Linked DNA regions of Homo sapiens: region 2 is linked to region 1. Evidence: read pairs that join two places in POLR2A ChIA-PET (ENCODE). Cell type or tissue: Panc1. All regions are shown on one strand. Links, peaks and the distances in the headings refer to the core of each region. The heading gives the core; the rest is flanking DNA.

The links. Peaks named below come from ENCODE experiments on the same cell type or tissue, not always from the same donor. Only the 100,000 strongest peaks of a DNase experiment are listed, where the experiment ranks them.
Region 2: POLR2A ChIA-PET joins it to region 1 with 13 read pairs; 3 of 35 experiments call an interaction of 5 or more read pairs at or near these places.

Annotation. Positions count from the first base shown.
Region 1 is chr2:113,947,254-113,950,379 of GRCh38, reverse strand. The region is part of intron 8 of ACTR3 (actin related protein 3); the gene reads right to left. Among named protein-coding and RNA genes, the nearest start is that of LINC01191, 31 kb to the left of the region's middle. In Panc1, for the core only: no CTCF peak of the experiment used is centred there; no DNase peak of the experiment used is centred there.
Region 2 is chr2:113,829,129-113,832,254 of GRCh38, reverse strand. ACTR3-AS1 (ACTR3 antisense RNA 1) reads left to right here. Exons shown (of 5, transcript NR_110174.1): 4 at 670-725; 5 at 827-1,072. Among named protein-coding and RNA genes, the nearest start is that of ACTR3, 59 kb to the left of the region's middle. RefSeq lists an enhancer at 280-1,479. In Panc1, for the core only: no CTCF peak of the experiment used is centred there; no DNase peak of the experiment used is centred there; H3K27ac peaks cover 352 bases.

The DNA of each region.
Region 1 (3,126 bases), core at 304-2,803:
ACAGTTCTATTTAGTGGCACGGTTTTCATATTTTTGTTAGTGATTTCATTATTTAAAATGGCCCCCAAGCATACTGCTCAAGTGCTGGCTAGTAAACACAAGGAGGCTGTGATGTGTCTTACAGAGAAAAAGCAAGTTAGATAGCTTTGTTCAGACATGTGTTCTAGTGCTATTGAATATAAATGAATATACTAAAATGATATACTAAATGCAGTGCCTTTAAAAAGAAACACACATGAAACAAGGGTATATGTTAATGGGATAACAAAAATGTTACCAGAGGCTCAAAGAAACCTAATACTGTATTTCCCCTAGGAGCAATAGCTAGCTCAGTGTTCACTAATTCAGCGCTCTCAAGAACTTTTTGGCACATCTACTTTGAATAACAAACATCAGCTATATATTCAAACGATGATATACCATAGTCAAAATAAACTTACTATTTCCAAACAGCTGGCACTCAAGAAAAACATACTTTTTAAAAAACTAACTTAAACAAAAACAAAAAACAACTTGAAGCTGGGCATGGTGACTCACACCTATAATCCCAGTGCTTTGGGAGGCCAAGGCAGGACCATTGCTTGAGACCCAGAGTTTGACACCAGCCTGGGCAACATAGCGAGACCCTGTCTCTACAAAAAATTTAAAAACTAGCTAGGCATGGTGGCACACACCTGTAGTTCCAGCTACTTGAGAGGGCTGAGGAAAAAGGATTGCTTGACCCTAGGAATTCGAGGTTACACTGAGTTATGATCACACCACTGCACTCCAGCCTGGGTGACAGAGAGAGACTCTGTCTCTAAATAAATAATCAAAATCTAGCTCTAATTAGTGAAAAACAAACAAGTATTGTATATCTCCTCAGCCATTCATTTTTATCATTAGGTTGTCCTAGTTGAGAGACATTATTCCTTTATTTATTAAACTGAGTCTATAACTGTATTGATAATTATTAGGCATGTGTCAATTTTTTCTTTTTTTTTTTCTTTTTTTTTTTTTTTTGAGACCGAGTCTCGATCTGACACCCAGGCTGGAGTGCAGTGGCGCAATCTTGGCTCACTGCAACCTCTGCCTCCTGGGTTCAAGCAATTCTCCTACCTCAGCCTCCCGAGTAGCTGGGATTACAAGCGTCCGCCACCACGCCCGGCTAATTTTTGTGTTTTTAGTAGAGACGGGGTTTCACCATGTTGGCCAGGCTGATCTCGAACTCCTGACCTCAGGTGATCCGCCTGCCTCAGCCTCCCAAAGTGCTGGGATTATAGGTGTGAGCCACCACGCCCTGCCTTTTTCCAGTTTTTAAGATTAGTTCTAAATTATTTACAGGCTGCGCATACAATGAAAAGAGATTTAATGTTATCAAAGTGACACATACTAATACAAAATCTTTTCATTTAGATCATGTAAATGGAGTGAAAAAGACATAGGATATACGAAAAAGAGATCCAACACAAGAGAGAGGGAAAGGGAATCCCTAGAATGATAGTAAAGGAATATGGCAACTCTATACTGGGAACCGACAGAAGCAAGTTCAGATTGGGATGTAAAAGACACTTCAGAAAATTAAACTGATGAATAAACCCTATACATCTGAATATCCTGAGAAGAGATTTATATAACTACTGAAGAGAGTTTGGAGGTGAATGAATGGTAATTATTTTAGCACTAAGCAAACAGTTTATTAATGACTTCTTGGAAAACAAAGTTACTTATAGGAAGGGAAAAGATTTCATGGTTAACTACATGGCTCAGATATGAACAAAATTTGTGGTCACAAAAACATAAGCACTGAATTTCAACCTACTTGAAATTATAATGTAACAAATGAGATGAAAAGGGAATAGAAAGGTCCTGTCTGTGATGACAGAAGAAGGATAAAAAAGACAATCTTCCTCTTCCATAGTTGGAATTCGACAGACAACGCCTAACACAGGGCTGGGCACAGTGGCTCATTCCTATAATCCCAGCGCTTTGGGAGGGCAAGATGGGTGAATTGCTCGAGCCCAGGAGTTCAAGACCAGCCTGGGCAACATGGCAAAACCCTGTTTCTACGAAAAATACAAAAATTAGCTGGAAGTGGTGGCACATACCTGTAGTCCCAGCTACTTGGGAGTCTGAGGTGAGAGGATCACCTGAGCCTGGGGAGACTGCAGCGAGCCATGACTCAGCCACTGCACTGGGTGACAGAGCAAGACCCTGTTTCCAAAAGAAAACAAGAAAAGCCTAACACTGAAAAAAAATTTGAAGTTGCAATATAACCAAGCAATTCATAGCTAAGGAGGTAATCAGCAAAAGAAGCAACTAAGAAGAGTTTGAAGTGGTTACCTCTAGAAATACAAAACAAGAGAAAGAAACATGCAGGGCACCCCTAGTTTTTGTTAGGATACGCAGACCAAGACTTTTAAACCATGTGCATATATATAACTGATTTTTAAAAACAGCCTTTAAAAAAAAGAAAACAAAACAGGTTTTTTAAAAAGAGAAACAGGTTTCTCATAGAAGAAATTACTTATAAGGAACATAAAGCTATAGACAACAGAAAATGTTTTAAAGTTAAAAAATAAAGAAAAATTGGTGTATGAAACAATAAAGGTTATTCAAATTAATAGAAAAAATGATATATGAAACATTAGCAGCAAGACACATTTTCATCCAGCCAACTATACCTTTCCTAAGCAATATGAAACACATTTTATTTACATATCTAAAGCTTTGGGTTATTTATTTATGAGACAGGGTCTTGCTCTGTTGCTCACACTGGAGTACAATGGTGCAATGCCAGCTCGTTGCAGCCTGGACCTCCTGGGCTCAAGCAATACTCTCACCTCAGCCTCCCAAGTAGCTGGAACTACAGGCACACGCCACATGCCTGGCTAATTTTTTGTATTTTTTTGGTAGAGACGGGCTCTTCCCATGTTGCCCAAGCTGGTCTTAAACTCCTGGGCTTGAGTGATTCGCCCACCTTGGCTTCCCAAAGTGCTGGGATTACAGGTGTGAGCCACCACAACCAGCCTACTTCAAGGTTTTTAAGAAAGCCAAGGCATCAGCTAAGCTCATTTGTCAAGCATATTCCATTCAAATGCTCATCTCCTATATCCCATGCTATTATCCATCGTGTGGTCATGATCC
Region 2 (3,126 bases), core at 254-2,753, 120 kb after region 1:
GCCAGTGTTCAAGATTAGAGGCTGTCAGACTCCGTTCACATGACATTCTCAAAGACAAAACTATAGGAAGAAAGAACAGGTTAGTGGTTTTCGGAAGCTAGGGCCAGGTGAGTATGAAGGGAGAACAGGAGGGAGTTTTTAGGGAGTGATGGAATTGTTCTGTATCCTTATCATGGTGATCTGCTGGGTGCGGTGGCTCACGCCTGTAATGCCAGCACCTTCAGAGGCCGAGGCGGGCGGATCACTTGAGGTCAGGGGTTCAAGACCAGCCTGGCCAACATGGTGAAACTCTGTCTCAATTAAAAATACAAAAAATTAGCCGGGCATGGTGGCAGATGCCTGTAATCCCAGCTGCAGGGGAGGCTGAGGCCGGAGAATTGGTTGAACCTGGGAGGCGAAGGTTGCAGTGAGCCAAGATCATGCCATTGCACTCCAGCCTGGGCAACAGAGTGAGACCCTGTCTCAAAATAAATAAATTAATTAATTAATTAAATTTAAAAACTCAAAACCACTACATAATAATATTTAAAATAAAAAGTTTAAAAAGCAAACAAAAAACCCCAAATAGAGTTGTATCAACGAGGTTTTGCTTGTGATTTGATTTTGTGGCCGTAATTGTCCTGTTCTCTTTCAACACAATAACCCTAACCCTCTCCCTGTTTCTTTCAGAAAGAGCGAGGGAGTAATTCTAGCCTGTTTTTACAAGAACACAGTGGCTATAGACAGTAAGTACTCTCCCATGTGAAAGCACCAGCTAATTAGACTTTGGTGGATGGTCATGACGTACCCAGTGACATGCTTTTACAGTTCGTTGTCATTGTTCTAGGTGCCAGTGTGAAGATGACTCAGCAAACGTGGAGAACCAAAGATTCTAGGGCAGCACCAAAACTGGGAAAGCAATTACAGCAGAAGTTGCCTTCCCCATGGTAGCTTAGCAACTTCGTGTCTCTCCAAGGCAGAGAGGAAAATCAAGTCTAACAGGCCTTCCCGAAGGCTAGGTGTGAAATACCAGAAGCCATCTTTGTTTCTGGCGATGTCACTAAATAAGTATTTGTTGATATAAAGTATTACACATCTGTTCTCCCACATTTCAGCTAAATTGCCAAAAGTTAACCCTTTCTGGAGATCCAGAATGGAGCAATATACCTAGCTCTCATTCATTATTTCCCTTGCTGATATTCTTGCATAGCTTTTAGTTTATGCATTTGTCCCAAATAAACCTAGAAAAAGCCACTTGTCGTAGGACAAGATGAGCTGATGATTTGAATCACTCCCCCACTGAGGAAGAAACCATCTGTGGAAAAGACTGTATAAGGTACTTCCTGGTTGAACGGTAGGGCTCTGGAGTCAGAAGTCTTGAATTTGAATCCCAGCCCTGAAATGTATCAGCTGTGTGCCCTTAGGTAAGTAACTGAACTTCTCTGGCTTCAGATCCCTCTGTGTGTGTGTGTGTGTGTGTGTGTGTGTGTGTGTGTGTGTGTTTTGTTGTCGTTGTTGTTATTGAGACAGAGTCTCACTTTGTCGCCCAGGCTGCAATGCAGTGGCGCTATCTCAGCTCACTGCAACCTCTACCCCCCGGGTTCAAGCGATTCTCATGCCTCAGCCTCCCAAGTAGCTGGGACTACAGGCGCCCACCACCATGCCTGGCTAATTTTTTGTATTTTTAGTAGAGACAGGGTTTCACCATGTTGGCCAGGCTGGTCTTGAACTCCTGACCTCAGGTGATCAGCCTGCCTTGCCCTCCCAAAGTGCTGGGATTACAGGCGTGAGCCACCGCAATTGGCCCTCTCTGTTCATTGTAGGTGCTGAAAGGAACCCAGTGAACTAGTGATAATACTTATCATGTACCTAGTGCCAGGTCTGATGCTTAATTCATATTCAGAAAGTAGAAGCAATTTTCATGTGATAGGTCATTAATGCCAATTTTATGTATCTGCAAATGAGGATGTGGGGGGTTCCAGGAAGTTATTTAAATGCTTTTGGTGCACAGTTCCTTTACCCTGCCTAGGGTTACCTACAACATACCTTTGGGGAACTTTGCCTGCTTCTTTGCTAGGCTGGGGTCCCATTCTCTTGGATCCTCTGCTAATCTGCCGATCAATCTTGTAGAGATTGCAGAGATGTTAATGACTTTATTTGACTTTTCTACTTAGAGACAGATAGATTAAGAAGTGTTTCAGGCTGTGGCCAGCTGGGACCATTCAGCAGCCTTCAGGGAACGCCTCTTTTAGCACAGGTCAGCCTGGCAGCCTGGGCTGTGGCCCCTGTGTGAATTGGCCTCTTGCACTAGAGATGGTTGGGTGGGTGGCTGAGGCTGCCTTCTCATACTCCAGGGTCTTTGTTCATATTTATGACACCTACATTTCTGCTTCCCTTTCTTACTTCTCCCTTCCCAGATCGGAGTGGAATAGAGCTCATTAAAGCTTTATAGGGGTAGTGCCAATAGAGAACTTTAGGTCTGGGGAAGAATCATTAGTAAAGATCGACCGTGTGCTCTGGGTGCCTTTAGGCAGCCACTGTTTCCATTGGTGTTTAATATTTATTGCTTTCTCATAATCTTCCAGCTGCTATCTTGTCACTGTTAGGAAGACTGGGGAAAATGTCCTATGGATATTTATTTTCTACCACATATTTAGTATATCACTTGAAAGTTTGAGTTCTGTGTTTCTTATATAACTTATGAATAATAAAATAAAAATCATCACTATTGCTTTCAGGCCAGATATACTTTTATTGCACAACATGTATTACGTACAAGAATATCACAAGATTTGGAAATGTTAGTCCTAGAAGAGTTTGACACAACGCAATGATAAGACAGTATGAAAAATGGAGCTATGAATAAAAAAGAATCCATAAGTCCCCAGAGCCTATGAGTATGTTATGTTGCATAGTGATGTAGTTTGGATGCCTGTCCTCTCCAAATCTCATATTGAAATGTGATCCCCAGTGTTGGAGGTGGGGTCTGGTGGAAGATGTTTGAATTATAGGGGCTGATTCCTTATGAATGGTTTGGTACCCACCCCGTGGTAATGAGTGAGCTCTCATTCTGGTAGTTTCTGTGAGAGCTGGTTGTTTAAAAGAGCCTGGCACCTCCCCTTCCTCTCTTGCTCCCTCTCTGTCTTG